Linked DNA regions of Homo sapiens: all the other regions are linked to region 1. A link is a contact called in ENCODE Hi-C or POLR2A ChIA-PET data. All regions are on one chromosome and are shown on one strand. Each heading gives the region's core, a stretch centred on a gene start or an enhancer-like site at or near the end of the contact. The rest is flanking DNA. Distances are from core to core; before and after follow the strand shown.

Region 1 (4,392 bases), core at 637-3,136:
ATCCCCACATCCGGGTTCTTTCAATAACACAATGGTGCCATATACACTATTCCATAATAATAGTATTCTATACTGCCTTAGCAGAATGCCCATACTTAATGTTTGCTGATGATGATCCAAGTGCAAGGAAGAGCAAGAGCAGTTAGTGGGGCAGGTAAGCACAGGCTATGAGGTGCTTACCTAGCAAGAGGGAAGGATTTGTGTACACAAATGACCATCAATTCCCCATACTCTCACATGTCTTGAAGCAATTTACCATCCCAACCTCCAGAATATGTTTCTGTATCTTAAGGTTTGAGTGTGAGGCCAGGTGCATGGTGACTTATGCCTGTAATCCCAGCACTTTGGGGAGCCAAGGTGGGAGGATCTCTTGAGGCCCAGGAATTTGAGACCAGCCAGGGCAACACAGTAAGACCCTGACTCTACAGAAAAGTTAAAAGCAAAAAAATTAGTCAGGCATAGTGGTGCACATTTGCAGTCCCAGCTACTCAGGAAGCTGGGGTGGGAAGATCACCTAAGCTTAAGAGTTCAAGGCCGCAGTGAGCTAAGATCCATTCTGGGCAATGGAGCGTGACCCCTCTCACAAGAGAAGAGTGTGAGAACCATGTCTTTCAAAACCAATGACACTCAAAAAGACAAGTAAAAAGACCTGGATCTTAACCCCTCAACATAATCATGTTTTCATTTCTTAAGCACCTACCATGTGTTATGCACAGGGAAGTCTGAAAGCTGTTTTCAATTATATTCAAAAATTCTGCTTACTATATTAAAGACACCATGCTTAACAATTCTCATCAAACCAGCCCAGGGCCCTACAATGAGAGAACTGGAAGGGAATTTAGAGTTAAGTCCCTCATTTTAAGGCTAAATCTCTCACTTTGCAGATGAGAAAACAGATATAGAGAGAGCAAGCATATTTCAAGGTCACAAAGCTAATTAGAGGCAAAATCAACACCAGGACGTTGTTCTCCGTGCAACTGTTTCTTCCAAGATGCTGTGCAAAGAGCAAGAAAGGCCAACCCAGGGACAGTTTTCCTTTTTTTCTTTTCTTTTAAACCCTTGTTGCTAGGACTGCAGTTAAAAAAAATTTTTTTGGATGAGCAGAGGGAGGAAAGGGGCAAGCGTGAGCGGGCAGCAGTGCACTTGGTAGCAAAGAGGGAGGTGGAGGGAAGAGAGGAGAGGGCGGGGAAAAACAACAGGAAAAAAAGAAAAATCTTAAAGGCTTCTTGTCAGCCCAGTAGAACAGTCAATACTCAAATATTTTCAGTATTCGCCTATCATGATAAAACGCCTAAAAACTTCAGTAAGCAAAAGGACAAGAAGCACTTTGGAATCTGTAGCAGCACGCAAGGGTGATGGTGGTAGAGAGTTTGGGGGATACTGATTCTTTAATCTTTGGGCTTCGGTTTTCCGTGTCTGTGAAATGGGCACTGACAACAGTGCACCCAGCCCCCCAGGAGAAAAGAGATGGACACGATTAAATATAGGAAAAATCAAATTACCGAAAAAGGTGTGGCGACCAGGACCAGAACACTTGCGAGAAAAGAAGAAGTTCTAAAGAGGACCGGGTCCAGGTTTGAAGTGTGATGAGGGCAAGGGCAGGCTCCAAGCGTGCGTAGGGTTGTGATAGTGGTCACACAAGGGCTCCCCTCAAAAGGCCGTAGAAAATAAGGGAGACCGGGATGGGAAGGTTGGCTCGCCGCCTCCCAGGCCTCCCCAGGATTCAACTGTTCCCAAGAACCGGCTCCTCACCTTATCCAACAAGCCGCTACGGCCACTTCCTGTCCCGCAGTTGGAAGCACCACCAGCCCCACTACAGCCTCCGCTACCACCGCTTCTCCCGCCCTGTACAGCTGCCGCCGCCATCTTGTCCGCCTCTGCGTCTCCCTCCCCTCCGACTTGTCTGAAGCCGATTGGCTGGAGCTGACAGCGTGACGCGCCGCGCGGAGTCAATCGGGATCCGTAGTTTGGGTCTTGCTGGCGCGAGGTAGTCAGAGGACGTGGCCGCGGGGCTTGCTGGGACTTGAGGTTAGACGTCCCGGCCGTCGGTTGCCGCCTACACTGTCTGCCGTCGCGTCGCAGTTACTAAGGCGTGGGGAAGATAGCGGCAGGCACCGCAGTGGAGCGGCTCCGAGATCCCCGGGGGGCTCGCAGGCGCGCATCCCTCCTGACTGGGACGTCGCCTCCGCAGACCCCTCGGAGGCTGAAGCGACGCCGGAGGCAGGTGCGACTGAAACTTAGTTTTCGAATTCGAGTCTTTCTCCGGCCCAGGTGTGGAGTTTCCAAAGGAGTGGGCAGGAGCTTGTCCTTCATCCTTTTCTAGCCCGGTTGTGGCACTTACCGATTATTCTCTCAAGCAGCTGTCATTTTAGCTGTTTGTAATGTTTTCGTGTTAACGGAGAACTCGCGTTTACTGAGTGCCTACAGTCTGCCAGGCAGTATCCTATGTGCACTTCCAGCCATCCTCTCTCTCACTGAGTCCCACAACAGCCCTGTTAGATGAGGAGGAAACTAAAGAACCTACCCAAAGCCAGATAGCATGTATCTGAACTCGGTTTTCAAGCCGGCATTTAAAAAAAATCAAAACCAATATATATCCCTTCTGACACTCTGCTTTTACGGTTTTAGGATGTAATAGTATTCTAGATTTTAATTATTTTTTTCACAAATGTATATTGAGCACCAATATTGTACTAACGGATACAGGGGATCAAGATAGACCTGGTTGCTACTCTGGTGGACTACTACTCCATGACAGAGTTATCAAATAGCAGTATTGTATTATACCATGCTCTATTACGTTGTATTTTAATTAATTTTTTTCACAAATGTATATTGAGCACCAATATTGTACTAACGGATACAGGGGATCAAGATAGACCTGGTTGCTACTCTGGTGGAACTACTACTCCATGACAGAGTTATCAAATAGCAGTATTGTATTATACCATGCTCTATTACGTTGTATTGTTTTTTAATTCCTATATATCCCCCATAAGCGTCTAAAGAATTAAACAAATATTTTTGAGTTTCTTACTATGTAACAGGCACTATTCTAGTCACCAGGGATATATCCCTGAATAAAACAGACAAAAACTTGTCTTGGGGAAGCCAAAATTCATGTGAAAATAATTATCTCGGCCGGGCGTGGGGGCTCATGGTTGTAATCCCCGCCAAGGCAGGCGGATCACCTGAGGTCAGGAGTTAAAGACCAGCCTGGCCAACATGGTGAAACCCCGTCTCTACTAAAAATACAAAAATGAGCCGGGCGTGGTAGCGGGCACCTGTAATCCCAGCTACTTGGGAGGCTGAGGCAGGAGAATTGCTTGAACCGGGGAGGCGGAGGTTGCAGTGAGCCGAGATCAGAAAGAAAAGAAAATAATTATCACTAAATAACTAAATTATTACTAAAAAGAAAATAAATATCACTAAATAGCAATAACATCAGATGATATTTCATTACCTCTGTGAAGCAATCCGTGGACACTAGTCAGATCCCCTGTAGCTTGTTGTTGCAGTTTATCTTTTACAACTTCTCATTTTTCTTTTATTTAAAATAAAGTGAGATGATACAGCATTGCCCTAGTCACTTTTTATTTTATTTTTTATTTTTTGAGACAGAGTCTCACTCTGTCACCCAGGCTGGAGTGCAGTGGTGGGATCTTGGCTCACTGCAACCTCTGCCTCCTGGGTTCAAGCAGTTCTTGTGCCTCAGCCTCCCAAGCTGTAGTCTTTGTAGCTGGGACTACAGGCACATGCCACCACACCTGGCTAATTTTTATATTTTTAGTAGAGACAGGATTTCGCCGTGTTGGACAGCCTAGTCTTGAACTCATGACCTCAAGTGATCCGTCTGCTTCGGCCTCCCAAAGTGCTGGGATTACAGGCATGAACCACCACACCAGGCCAACTTCTCATCTTTCAAGATCCAGCTTTAATGTCACCTACCCTGTGAAACTATTTCTGATACTTGCTTCTTCTTTCTTCACCCACTGCATGAAGTGCTCCTGTGGCATTTTGTTCATGGGTTGGGTTAGTTCAATTAACAATCATTGAGACTCTTCCTTCAGTAGGCCAGGTCCTGTGTGAGATGCAGGATAAAGAGATAAGTACAGGCTCACGCCTGTAATCCCAGCACTTTGGGAGGCCGAGGCGGGCGGATCACGAGGTCAGGAGATCAAGACCATCATGGCTAACATGTTGAAACCCCGTCTCTACTAAAAATACAAAAAATTACCCAGGCATGGTGGCGGGCGCCTGTAGTCCCAGCTTCTAGGGAGGCTGAGGCAGGAGAATGGCGTGAGCCCGGGAGGCGGAGCTTGCAGTGAGCTGAGATAGCGACACTGCACTCCAGCCTGGGTGACAGAGCAAGACTCCGTCTCAAAAAAAAAA
Region 2 (4,392 bases), core at 1,790-4,289, 460 kb after region 1:
AACTCCCATTTTGTAGGTTGCCTGTTCACTCTGATGGTAGTTTCTTTTGCTGTGCAGAAGCTCTTTAGTTTAACTAGATCCCATTTGTCAATTTTGTGGGGGGGGGGAGGGATAGCATTAGGAGATATACCTAATGCTAAATGACGAGTTAATGGGTGCAGCACACCAGCATGGCACATGTATACATATGTAACTAACCTGCACATTGTGCACATGTACCCTAAAACTTAAAGTATAATAATAATAAATAAAAAATTAACTCAAAATGTATCATAGACTTAAATGTAAAATAAAAAATCTTTAAAAAAATAGGCAGTAGAATGTCTTCAGGATCTAGGGCTGGGCAAAGAGTTATTAAACCAAAAGCATCAATAAAAGGAAAAGTGGATAAATTGGACCTTATCACAATGACAAACTTTTGCTCTGCAAAAGATACGGTTAAGAGGATGAAAATACAAGCCATACACTGTGAGAAACTGTTTACAAAGCACATATTTGACAAAGGGCTAATATCTAGAATATATAAAGATATCTCAAAACTCAACAGTACGAAAAACAATTAATTAGAAAATGGGCAAAAGACATGAACAGACATTTCACTGAAGGGAATATACACATGGAAGATAAGCACATGAAAAGATGTCTTACATCATTAGTCAATAGGGAAATACAAATTAAAATCACAATAAGACACCACCACACACCTATTAGAATGGCTAAAATAAAAGCTAATGCTCATGAGGATGCAGACAAACTTGATCATTCATACACTGGTGGTGGGTATGTAAAATGGTACAGCCGCTCTGGAAAGCATTTTGGCAGTTTCTTAAAAAACGAAACATGTAACTACCATGCAACCCAGCAACTGCACTCCTGGGCATTTATTCCGGAGAGATGAAAACTTAGTTCACACAAAAACCTGTACACAAATGTTTACAGTACCTTTACTCAGAATATCTGAAAACTGGAAACAACCCAGGTGTTCTTCAGTGAGTGAATGGCTAAACAAACTGTGGTACATTCATACTATGGACTACTACTCATCAATAAAAAGAAACGCGCTATTGATACATGCAACAACTTGGATGAGTCTCCAGATAATTATGCTGAGTGAAAAAAAAATTCTAAAAGGTTGCACTCTGTATGATTCCATCTATACAACACAGACGTTTGCCAGGAATTAAGAAGCAGTGTAACTACAAAGAGCAACATGAGGGATCCTTGTGGTGATGAAAATGTTCTGCATCTTGACTTTATCAATGTCAGTATCCTGGTTGTGATATTGTACTACAGTTTTGCAAGGTGTTTCCATTGGGGGAAGCTGGGTAAAGGGTACATATAATCTGTCCATATTATTCCTTACAACTGCATATGAGTGTCCAATTTTCTCAAATAAAACATTTAATTAAAATAGTACATATGTGATTTCTCTTGTCCAAACCCTGATTGATAATTTGAACCCTTCATCAGACTGGAAAATTTCTCTTCTATTCCTAGATTGCTAAGTATTTTGGTCAGAAGAGGTGTTTATTTTTGCCAATAGATTTATCTGTATTTTTTAACATAATCATAGCTTTTCTTTAAAAAAAATTTTTATTATTTCTTCCAATGAAGGCTTTTCTCTTTTAAGGTAAATTACATTGTTTGATTTCAGAATGCAAAACCAACCTTGCATTCCCGGGATAAACCCTACTTCATCATGATGTATTAATCCTTTTATAAATTGCTGGATTTGATTTGCTAATATTTGCTTAGGATCTTTATGTCTATGTTTATGAAATGTTTTTCAGACACCTATGGTGTCTGAAAAGTCCTCAGTAAAAATTCATTGAATTCAGACTTGTTTAAATGATACTCTAACTGCAACATAGCTGATGTTGTGGTCCAGACACCCCCTCAGGGCCTAGACAGTCATTCCCTCAGCTTCTGGAGTTGGTTACTGATGATACACAACTGAGTCCTTCTCTGGGGGCCGCCCTCCACCGAGGGAAGCAGTCTTGCCAAAAAAAAAAAAAAAAAAAAAATCACAGCTCCTCCCCAGGTGTAGCCTGTATCCATGACTGGTCAATGCAAGGATAAGAGTTTCTGGCCCCCTTGCTTTAATGTGGAACTACTCTGAAGGGTCATCCTAGGCTCCAAGCATGCCTTGGGATTGGTCAAGGCCTCTGCTGCAACTGTTTTGCAGGCCAACTTCTTCCTCTGCCTACAAATTCCTGCTTCCTTCACTTTCTTACAGGTGCTGATCTTTAAGTTCTCCCTACCTCCACCAATAACCTTGTAGGCAAGCTAATCTCCCTCTTGCGTCCCCCAGGGGCTCAACACAGGACACACCACGTTACCCTGTTTTATTTTTCTTTTCATAGCATTTAACACCTTATACGTGAAATAACCTTATTTACTTAACACTTAAAATACTTATCGTCTGCTGTAAGAATGTAAGCTTACCAGGACAGATCTTTCTCATACGCTATGCACCGCTGTATCAAGCGCCTATGGCAGGGCCTGCAGAACACAGCAGGCACTAAATACTGGTTGTTGAATGAACCGATGAGTCTGGCCCCGCGCTTTTGGTCCTGGGATCACATATCCCCCCTCCAGCTTTTAACACGCACCTGGGAGCTGCGGCTCGGGGTGTGCCCCCGAGTCCCCGCCCCTCAGGCCACGCCCCCAGGCCCACGGAGAGGGCGGGGCCCCGCGGACGCAACGGTGGGCACGATGCGGCAACCCGCCGTTCGGTTGGTGCGCCTGGGTCGGGTGCCGTACGCCGAGCTACTGGGGCTGCAGGACCGCTGGCTGCGGCGGCTGCAGGCCGAGCCAGGCATTGAGGCCCCGTCGGGGACTGAGGCGGGCGCGCTCCTGCTCTGCGAGCCCGCGGGGCCCGTGTATACGGCCGGGCTGCGCGGCGGCCTGACGCCCGAGGAAACTGCGCGGCTACGGGCCTTGGGCGCCGAGGTGCGCGTCACAGGCCGCGGTGGCCTGGCCACCTTCCACGGCCCGGGCCAGCTGCTTTGCCACCCGGTACTCGACCTGCGGCGTCTCGGCCTGCGCTTGCGCATGCACGTAGCGTCGCTGGAGGCGTGCGCCGTGCGCCTGTGCGAGCTCCAGGGCCTGCAGGACGCCCGCGCGCGGCCCCCGCCCTACACTGGCGTCTGGCTAGACGATCGCAAGATCTGCGCGATCGGTGAGCGCCGCGGAGCAGGGCGGTACCTGAGAGCCGAGGTCGGAGCTTGAGGCCTGGGGGCGGGGTCTGACGGGGCTGGACCAACGGAGGTGAGGGCCGGGAGGAGGCGTATCTAGCGCGGGTTTTGAATCACAGCTACCCGCTGCGTTTGAGTTTTTAAGCCCCTTTTCAGATATCGTATATTCAGAAGCAGAAGGCTCCTCACATCTAGTCCAACACGCATTTCTGTTAAGGGAGAGACAAGAGAAGTGAATTGCCAGGTTACGTCCTGCGAATGACAATGTCATGGCAAATAAGGGTGCTAATTTTCAAACTTTTTTTTTTTTTTTTTTTTGAGACAGAGTCTCGCTTTGTCACCCAGGCTGGAGTGCAGTGGCGCAATCTCGGCCCACTGCAAGCTCCGCCTCCCGGGTTCACGCCATTCTCCTGCCTCAGCCTCCAGAGTAGCTGGGGCTACAGGCGCCCACCACCAGCCCGGCTAATTTTTTGTATTTTTAGTAGAGATGGGGTTTCACCGTGTTAGCCAGGATGGTCACGATCTCCTGACCTCGTGATCCGCCCGCCTCGGCCTCCCAAAATGCTGGGATTACAGGCGTGAGCCACTGCGCCTGTCCCCAAGCTTTTTTTTTTTTAAGTATTGGAATCTGTTAAAAGACATTTCCTGGAATCCTCATGATGAGTGCAGCTGCTTGAAGCCACGCACCCCTTCCTTTCATTTGTTTCCTTTTCCCATCTGAGTACAATCCCTTGTTTCTCCAGAAACAAAATTTGAAAACCGGTGATCTAATCCAGTTTTCTCATCGCCCTGAGAGGGACACCAAAGCCCGGAGAGTGGAGGGTATCTACTCTAAGACCCTTTGGCTTGCCTTGCAGGAGTCCGCTGTGGAAGGCACATCACATCCCACGGCCTGGCTCTCAACTGCTCTACCGACCTCACGTGGTTTGAGCACATCGTGCCCTGTGGACTGGTTGGGACAGGCGTCACTTCCTTGAGTAAGGAGCTCCAGAGGCACGTCACCGTGGAAGAAGTAATGCCACCTTTCCTTGTGGCCTTTAAGGAGATCTACAAGTGCACACTGATCTCAGAGGACAGCCCCAACTGAAGAGTACTCATAACAGCCAGGATGCTCCTGCCTTGGGAAGCATGAAGTCTGACTTGAGTCACCTACTGAAACCCAGATTTTAGACCTGGCCTGTCATTCACTGATCAT
Region 3 (4,392 bases), core at 494-2,993, 400 kb before region 1:
TCGTCTCAAAAATAAATAAAATAAATAAATATATTTAGATGTTTTGGGCATCAGCATGGAGAGATCCATTGGAGATCTTATGGTTTGGTCAAACCTGTTTTACAGGTGGGGAAACTGATGTGGAGAGTGGCAGGACCTGGCTTCACCATCCTGGTTAGGGATCTCCTGTCATCAAAGAAGATTCTAGTCTGCTCCTTTCCAGATCTCTGAGCCCTGCAGAAACAACAGGTGGCTTCCTCTTCTTCCTCTGTAGAGGGTGAAACCCAGAGGCCAAGACTGGGAGGAGGGTTCTGGGCTTTCATCCATACTCTCTAGCTCCTAACATTGCCCAGAGGTGGGCCACCCTGCCTACCCATCAGCCTCCCCCTGCCCCTCTGCCAAATCTGGACATAATTATAGTAATTATACTGCATATAAACAGTATAGGTAACTGCTTCTGAGCATAATTACAGGAGATGTTTACATACTCACAACAGCATCAGAGTAAATGATAGCTTACTTTCCCCTTAATACTTAGATATCAGGGACCTATCCGGGATAATTAGCCAAATCTCAGTAGTGAGGGTGTGGTAAAGACCTTACCGTTTCCCACTACCTGCAAAGCAGGAAGGCACCTCAGACAAAGCAGGGTCCCAGCCAAGATTTCACAGGACATCAAGAAGCCTGCAGAGAAGTGGGCTAACATCTACTGGGCACCTACTGTATGCAGGCGCTCAGGGGAGGCCAGCAAACACAAGCGAGTTCTTTCAACCTATTAACAATTCTGCAGGCTGATATTAGTGTATCCTCACTTTACAGGTCCGGACATGGGTTCTCAGAAGCTTAGTGCACAGGGTCACCCACAGCGAGCCATGGAGCTGGGCATGGGCGCTTTCCACGGTGCTACCCGGTCACAGCAGCGGGCCAGCTCTGCCCTCTTCCTTTATCGCCTCTTCTCACTTCTCACAGCTTCCTCTTCCTGGGCGGCCTCCTGCAGCCCCTGCTGGCCGCGGGTCTCCGCTCAGTTCCCCAGTGTCAAGGCCGTCTACTGCCCCCTCCGCCCCTTCTTCCTGTCCCTGTTGTGTGGCTGGGTGTTATCTCTCCAGTAGAAGGGGGTGGGGTGGGTGGAATGGGGAAGGGTGGAGCACAGGGCGAAGGCCTTGCCAGGCATCCCGGGGTCTCCAGCTAAGCGAGGGGCCGCAGGGAGCGCGGCCTCGGGGTCGCCAGACCCTCGGCTTCCAACCACCCGCACACACAAAGGCTGCCCCGGCATGCGCGGGAGAGCGCGCTCGCACCCACGGCCGTGCGCACACACGCACAACTGCACAAAGACGTGCACACTCCTCCATCCACACCAATACACTCCCTAATAGGGCCCGCACACAGCCGTGCGCCCTCACATACACCACACCACCACCACCACCACCACACACACACACACACACTCTCACACGGACTCGCACGCGGGTGGACCCCCTCCCCCACCACAAACGCCGACCTTGGGGCCCTGACGCGTCCCGCCGCGCTGCCCTGCCTCGCTGGGCGGCGCGCGCACACGCAGACGCGCACACACACACACATACACACACGCACACACCCCGCGCGGTTCCACGCCCCTGGCCGCGGCCCGGGCGCTGCGCTGCTCGACGCGGCGGGCGGCGGGCGGGGACCGGGGGCGGGGGCGGCGGCGGCGGCCGGGAGAGCGGAGGAGGCGGAGCAGGGAGCCGGGAGCGGGCTGGCCCGCGCTCCTCCTGCTGGCTGGGGATTTTCCAGCCTGGGCGCTGACGCCGCGGACCTCCCTGCGACCGTCGCGGACCATGGGCGACAAAGGGACCCGGTGAGTGCAGGGCGGCCGCCCGGCGGGGGGCGCGTGGGGGCGACCTCGGCGAGGACACGGGCGGGGGCTCCGATTGCGTCCTGGTTCTGCGTTCGCGGCCACCGCGGGATCTAGTACCAGCTCTCCTCCACCCGAGGTCTCCTGTGTGGTCTCCCCGGCAGGGCCGTGGGCGGGGGGACCCAAAGGGCGAGGGCCGGGCCGCCCCATGTGGGCCGCAGCTCCTGGCCCGGACACACAGCTCGCTGACACCCAGCATTGGCCGGCAGCCGCAGAGACGCACGGGGGCAGGTTGACACACAATACACGCACGGGCACACTAACCCGTGGCACAGGCATGCTGGCGCACACACTGGCAACCGCTAGCACACGCTCATCACACGCAGTGGCACGCCGTCATACACGCCTCGGTCAACACATTCTTGCTGACAGCCTTGTTGGCATGCACAGCTCACAATCCAACACACACCAATTCTAGCACACCCTCGTGCTGGCACACACGTGTGGGCATACACTGATACGCACACTGTCACCTGCACTCGCTGTAGCAAACACTCTTGCTGGCACACACATCACCCTCACTGGCACACACACTTGTGCTGGCATGTCTCACCAACACAGCGGAGCGCAAGGCCACACCAACACTGACCCCCACAGACACAATCAGACTGATGCCCTCAAAGACTGGCACCCCACAGGCACGAGCTGCTAGCCCAAGGCCCGCTGACACACACGCTTCAGGCCCCACATGGCCAGAAGTGGAAACACACACATCACACAGGGTAGAGCGCCCCCCGCCACCCCCAGCCTGGGGAAAACAGATCGCATTTCATCCAAATAGATCCCATCCATCTACTCTGTTCCCTTTCCCTCTGACCTCCTGAGGAGTGGCTGGCCAGGGGCTGTTTTGAACCTAGGGCTGGGAGAACCCCTCCCGTTCTCCTAGAACCTGTCCTGAAATACTCAGAAACAGTCTCTGCCTCTGAAAGGGGAAACTGGGACAAAAGGAGGAGGGGGCTGGAGCAGGACAGCCCCTGGGGGCAGCCCTTCAGACAGGACCAGCGCTGGTCAGGGGCTCAGCGTTGCCACCCTATTTTCCCCGTTGCCCTCCCCACCCCCTAAGTGGGCACAGCAGCCTCTCCCTGGGCTCCCCCTCTTTCTCATTGTTTTCTGTCTTTCTCTTCTATTCTTGTGTCCGACTTCTGCCTCCTTCCTTTCCTCCCCTCCCCTCTCCTCGTTTCCATTTATTATTAAGCTCTTGCTGTATACTAGGCGTAGTGTGGGGGATCAAAGATGCGCAAGGCCCACTCCTCCCCTGAAGGAGCTAACAGACTAGAGAGACACCACCCCGGTGGGCACCACCTTTCAGGGCCACTGACAAAGCTATTTCTCACCCACTGCCATCTAAGACTCTCTCTCCACAGTGTGAGAAAGGGCTTGCAGAGATTATTTCCATTTTCTAGAGGAGGAAACAGGCTCAGAGGCAACTCAGGCTCTTAATGTTTAGAAACTACTTTCCAGCCATCCTCCTGACAGCTCTTCCAGGAGGTTAATTTTCCTCTTCCTGTTTTCTAGCAGAGGAACCAGAGGGCTAGAGGCCATGTGATTTGCCTAAGGTCAAAAGGGGCCAGAGGCAGGGCGGAGGCTGGAGTCCACTTGGTCATGTCTCTGTGGATGGCCCTAGGGCACTGCCAGGCCCCTCATGGGCCAGGGAGGGGAGCCCTGCTCTGTGCTGGAGGCCCAGGCTTTGGGGGGGACGGCAGAAGATCATGCTGTGTCTGCATGAACCTTGATGGCTAGTCCCCATTGCAGCTGGCTGGCCAGCACTGTGACCTAGGCCTCTGTCCTCAGTAGGAAGGTATGTGACTCCTTCCCCAGCCACATCCATCTGCCCTGAAATTAAGACCCTCTTGACCCATGAGGTCAGGCTTTTCTTCCTGCAGGGCATAGCAGGGAGTCGGAGCCATTCTCCACTCCATTGTCCTTCCTAGGCTGCCTTGTGATCGGAGTGACTCAGCCTCTCTTGGGTCTCTCTGTACCTCTCTGTGACTTGGGGGATAAGTGTCATTGTTGTCCTGCTGACATGATTGTCAGGAAGATGTGGACACCATGGGCTTCCAGGCACCTGTTGGAGACCCTGTCTCTGAGGCCAAGGTATTTTCCATGGCTCCCCCTGCCCTGCCTCAAACTCACTGGTGGACCTTTGGGACATTGGGCAATTGCCTTTACTTTTCCGGACGTTAGTTTCCCATCTGTAAACTGGAGCTATCAATACTTACATTTTAGGGCTTCCCTTGTACTTACTGACTTCACTGGGCAGGGGAAGAGGCACTGCCTGAAGCCTGGAGCCAAGGCCCGGCTAAATCCACCTGATGGTGGCCCAGACCTCCCCTTCAGACTCTCCTGCAGCCCCATGAGGCCTTTCTGTCCCTTTCCGGACAGTTGGCTAAGTAATTTGGAAAAGAAGGGCAAAATCAGTAATGGGCTGTACCTTGTCTTTTTCCGTAAGGCATGAGTACCTATGACTTAGAAGAGGAATCTGCAGATATCAAAAACTGAACATCAGGAATCATCGCAAC
Region 4 (4,392 bases), core at 845-3,344, 360 kb after region 1:
CATGAGAATGGACTAACACAAATACCCAAGATAACTGAAAATATATGTTCATATAAACACTTATAGATGAATGTTTTATACATGAATGTTCATAACAGCATCATTCATAGCAGTCAAAATATGGAAATAACCCAAATGTCCATTAATGATGAATAAACAAAACTTGTTGTATCCATATTACAGACTGAATCATGTCTCCAAAAAGGTAATGTTAAAGCCCTAACCCCCAATACCTTAAAATGTGACCTTATTTAGAAATAGAATTATAGCACATGTAATTAGTTAAGACAAGGTCATATTGGAGTAGGGTGGATTCGTAATTCAGTATGACTGGTGTTCATATAAGATGGACGTGCAAAGATACAGATATACAGGGAGAATGCCATGACAATGAAGGCAGAGATTGGAATTACGCAGCTACAAGCCAAGAAATACCAATGATTGCCAGCAAACCAAATTAGCTCTAATCTATGTAGGCTATCTGTAGAGTTAAAAGCAAAGCATAACAAAACAAAAAAAAATTCCAATATGATTAAAATTGGTAGTAAATTGGACTTACTGTTTGGCCTGGTTAACATGAACCCCTAGTGTATAGCTCAGCCATTTGTATGTCACCTGTAACAAGAAAAAATTTTTCAAATGTTTTATTAGATGACTCCAGAGTGCACATCAGTCCCGAAGGTCTGTTGCTAAAGATTCCTATTCTTAGATGATTATGCCTTACAAATTACAATAAATGCCACTGCAGTTTTCCCAAGAACTATCTATCTGGGTAGGCAGGACCTATTTATCTTAAAAATGCTAAGAAGTTTGTTTCATGAACTAATGAAAAGTAATCTAAAAAGACAAGCTGAACATACCTAACAGAAAAAACTCTCATTTTCCTCACATTCCTTGTTTTACTCAGGCCCTTTCCTCATGATGTTTTTTTTGGGGGCCACCAGCCAAAGCCATCCTAAAACTCATTCAGAAGCTAGATGACTTTGAAGTGTGATGTCTCAGAAACTTCTAAAGAAAGTTGCACCCATGCAAACATTAAAGGGCACAGGTGGTGCAGGGGTCAGGAAACGAAAAAAGTGGGTAAATATTTTTATAAGAGATTAGATTGGGAACTACCAGCATCAAGCCTTCATCCCTCCTAGACCCAGGATGCCTGCACTCTCTTCTCTCAAAGTCTCTTCCAATTCCAAATGTCAAGCTTCCAATAGTTAGAAGACTTGCACAGGTTAGGCAAAGGCAGTGTGATGTAGAAGAAAGCATTAGTAAGAGGACAGACCTAGGTTGAAAAACTGCCTATCCCTTACCAAACGCAAATAAACAAGTTATTTGGCCCCTCAGCTTCAATTTCCTCATCTCGGGATACCACCACCGACCTGGGATGGGGTGCGGGGAGGTCACTGTAAAGATTAAAGTGCCTTGGCACACAGCAGGCACTCAATCATCACGGTTTGCAAAGTGCACTCACATCCATCAATTCGCTCGATCTTTTCCTCACCCGTGTGAAGCGGATCAAACCTCTATCAATGCTTAAATTTCCAGGAAGAGGAAACAGTATCTGGAGGTTACGCAACTTGTAACTTAACACAGTTAAGACACGATTTCCTCAACTGTAAACTTAAAACTTTAAACGCCAACCACCTTAAAAGAAAGGTGTAGGGACGCCTTAGAACTCTCAGCCAACGGCCCTCCCTCCGCGCCCGGTCTCCGCGGCTCCAGCCCCAGGCTCTGTTCCCAGCACGCCCACCCAAGGGACGCGGACTTCCGTGTGTGCTGGAGGACCTTCCCGACGAGTCCTCGCTCGCTCTGGGGCACAGAGCTCGCCCAGGTCCCCTCGTGGGGACCTGTCTCCCCTGGTCCCCACGAAGCCACAAGCAGACAGAGGGTCAAGGCTCCCGCCGCCCTAGCCGGGCCCAGGACCCCGGTCGCACGCCCGCGTTCCCCAGTAGTAGCTGCTCACGATCTTGTTTTGGTCCGTGACGAACTCGTCTATATTTTCCAGATAAAGCTGGTCCGCCATGGTGCGGCAGCGCTGGGACCCGCCTCTAACCCCTCTCTCAATCACAGCCACAGCTCCCGCCGGCGGGAAACGTCTTTGCTCCCTCCCAGGTCCCGGGTCGTTTCCCCGGCAACGGAGGCGACGCACTACGGCGGCCCTCGAAGGGTCAAACTAGTCAGGGAGACGGCGCAGACGGAGGTAGGCAGAGCTAGTAGAAAACACCGAAGTGCGGGGCCTCCTGGCTGGTTTTTTCCTATACCTACGTACCTATGATAAAGTTTAATTTATAAATTAGGCACAGTAAGAGATTAACAAAAATAACTAACGATAAAATAGAACAATTATTATTATACTGTAATAAACATTAGTGAATATGGTCTCTCAACAGATGTCATTGGGTATAATATTTCCCTACCGAGGTTGGCTGCGCGTGATGAAACCCGGGAAAGCCAGGATAAAGGGGAGACTATTGAAAACAAGTAATTTTAGTAGTGCTGCCAACTGGGGAAAAGTACTGCCTGTTATAATCCCTCAGAGTTGAGAAATTAGGGAAGGTTTTTCCAGAGGGGTTGAGGAGAGGCTGAGTGTTTCGGATAGAAGCAGGAGAATTTGCTGGAAAAGAGTTCATTATCTCTGGATTGTTAGGAGAAGAGGCGGATGAGAGAGACTTGGGAGAAACCAAATCGTTGTGCCTAGGAGACTGTGAAGAGGCGCTTGAGCTGTGTTCTCAGGAAAACTTGGAGAAAAGTTATCAGGTTGGGGAATTTCAACTCAAATTTCTCCTAGTATCACCCCCGCAAAAATCTTTAATAATTGACTTCAGCATAAGCCGGTGCAGTTCAGTATCGCAGGTGTAGTGCGTAAGAGAGTGGGCTCTAGAGTCAGACTTACTGGGTTTGAATCCTGGTTTTGCTGTTTGTTGTGTAAACTTAGGTAATTCTTTAGCCACTAGGAGCCTATTTCCTTATCTATAAAATGGGAATAATAACAGTACCTACTTCAAAGGCTTGTCGCGACATGCATTCATTCAAAGCATAGCAAAATCCTGAGAAAGGCCAGATACTATTCTGAGTGTTGAGGTGCTGGGGCTGCAGCTATGAGCAATAATAAACCGAGCCTGTTCACATGTAACTTACATTCTGAGATTTTTAAGTGAAAGATAGTGGTGGTTTAAAATAGGGTAGCAGACCGGGCGCGGTGGCTAACGCCTGTAATCCCAGCACTTTGGGAGGCCTAGGGGGATGAATCACCTGAGGTCAGGAGTTCGAGGCCTGCCAGGCCCACATGGTGAAACCCTGTCTCTACTAAAAATATAAAAATTAGCCGGGCGTGGTGGCACGTGCCTATAGTCCCAGTTACTCCCAGGGCTGAGGCATGAGAATGTCTTGAATCCAGGAGGTGGAGGTTGCAGTGAGCCGAGATCATGCCACTGCACTTCAGCTTGGGAAACAGAGAGAGACTCCGTCTAAAAATAAAATAAAATGGCTCGGCGCAGTGGCTCACACCTGTAATCCCACACTTTGGGAGGCCGAGGCAGGCAGATCACCTGAGGTCAGGAGTTCGAGACCAGCCTGGCAAACATGGCGAAACCCCGTCTCTACTAAAAATACAAAAATTAACCAGGTGTGGTGGTACACGCCTGTAATCCCAGCTACTCGGGAGGCTGAGGCAGCAGAATCACTTGAACCTGGGAGACCGAGGTTGCGGTGAGCTGAGATGGTGCCACTGCACTCCAGCCTGGGAAACAGAGTGAGACCCCCCTCAAAATAAATAAATAAAATAAAATAGGGTAGCAGTGCCAGGCACAGTAGCTCACACCTATAATCCCAGCACTTTGGGAGGCCAAGGCAAGTGGATCACTTGAGCCCCAGGAGTTCGAGACCAGCCTGAGCAACATACTGAAACTCCGTCCCTACTAAAAAAAAAAAAAAAAAAAGCCATGGTGGCACGAGCCTGTGGTCTGTGGTCTGTGGTCCCAGTTCTGAAGTGGGAGGATGGATTGAGCCCAGGAGGTAGAGGTTGCAGTGAGCACTTGATCATGCCACTGCATACAGCCTGGGTGACAGAGTGAGACCCTGTCTCAAAAAATAATAATTTTTTTTTTTTTTGAGACAGAGTTTTGCTCTTGTTCCCCAGGTTGGAGTGCAATGGCGCGATCTCGGCTCACTGTAACCTCTGCCTCCCGGGTTCAAGTGATTCTCCTGCCTCTGCCTCCCAAGTTGCTGGGATTACTGGCATGCGCCACCACACCCGGCTAATTTTGTTGTAGTTCTAGTAGAGAGGGGGTTTCGCCATGTTGGCCAGGCTGGTCTCGAACTCCTGACCTCAGGTGATCCACCTGCCTTGGCCTCCCAAAGTGCTGGGATTACAGGCGTAAGCCACAACGCCAAACCAAT

The links. Hi-C counts contacts between places; a loop is a spot of excess contacts on that map. ChIA-PET counts read pairs that join two places held with the same protein, here RNA polymerase II (POLR2A). Pooled maps may share reads with other maps.
Region 2: a map of CD4-positive, alpha-beta T cell shows a loop between it and region 1 (20-fold over the local background). The contact joins the promoter of LIPT2-AS1 here to the promoter of SPCS2 in region 1. A Hi-C loop is called at or near these places in 6 of 168 maps with a recorded cell type or tissue (A673, B cell, CD4-positive, alpha-beta T cell and 2 more), 3 of 37 single-sample maps with no recorded cell type and 14 of 50 pooled maps. POLR2A ChIA-PET finds 5 or more read pairs at or near these places in 6 of 52 experiments (CD4-positive, alpha-beta T cell, MCF 10A, activated B cell and 3 more).
Region 3: a pooled map shows a loop between it and region 1 (9-fold over the local background). The contact joins the promoter of ARRB1 here to the promoter of SPCS2 in region 1. A Hi-C loop is called at or near these places in 8 of 50 pooled maps. POLR2A ChIA-PET finds 5 or more read pairs at or near these places in 2 of 52 experiments (OCI-LY7 and T-cell).
Region 4: a loop to region 1 is called in a map of CD8-positive, alpha-beta T cell, with 32 times the contacts of the local background. The contact joins the promoter of POLD3 here to the promoter of SPCS2 in region 1. A Hi-C loop is called at or near these places in 4 of 168 maps with a recorded cell type or tissue (CD8-positive, alpha-beta T cell and naive thymus-derived CD4-positive, alpha-beta T cell) and 16 of 50 pooled maps. POLR2A ChIA-PET finds 5 or more read pairs at or near these places in 3 of 52 experiments (MCF 10A, activated CD4-positive, alpha-beta T cell and endothelial cell of umbilical vein).

The regions. Positions count from the first base shown.
Region 1 is chr11:74,946,760-74,951,151 of GRCh38, reverse strand. SPCS2 (signal peptidase complex subunit 2) reads right to left here and starts at 1,886. Exons shown (of 5, transcript NM_014752.3): 1 at 1,753-1,886. The coding sequence starts at 1,866. It overlaps XRRA1 (X-ray radiation resistance associated 1), which reads left to right and starts at 2,061. Exons shown (of 19, transcript NM_001378157.1): 1 at 2,061-2,224. RefSeq lists enhancers at 1,632-1,681, 984-1,838, 1,762-1,981, 2,112-2,171, 2,292-2,341 and 1 more.
Region 2 is chr11:74,492,027-74,496,418 of GRCh38, reverse strand. LIPT2-AS1 (LIPT2 antisense RNA 1) reads right to left here and starts at 3,039. Exons shown (of 2, transcript NR_171028.1): 1 at 2,446-3,039. It overlaps LIPT2 (lipoyl(octanoyl) transferase 2), which reads left to right and starts at 2,695. Exons shown (of 2, transcript NM_001144869.3): 1 at 2,695-3,181; 2 at 4,055-4,392. The coding sequence starts at 2,716. The coding sequence ends at 4,284. RefSeq lists silencers at 2,460-2,709, 2,820-2,929.
Region 3 is chr11:75,349,012-75,353,403 of GRCh38, reverse strand. It overlaps ARRB1 (arrestin beta 1), which reads left to right and starts at 1,743. Exons shown (of 16, transcript NM_004041.5): 1 at 1,743-1,816. The coding sequence starts at 1,797. RefSeq lists enhancers at 535-1,490, 2,553-2,602 and a silencer at 1,723-2,002.
Region 4 is chr11:74,590,284-74,594,675 of GRCh38, reverse strand. It overlaps POLD3 (DNA polymerase delta 3, accessory subunit), which reads right to left and starts at 2,094. Exons shown (of 12, transcript NM_006591.3): 1 at 1,958-2,094; 2 at 560-615. The coding sequence starts at 2,017. RefSeq lists an enhancer at 1,799-2,432.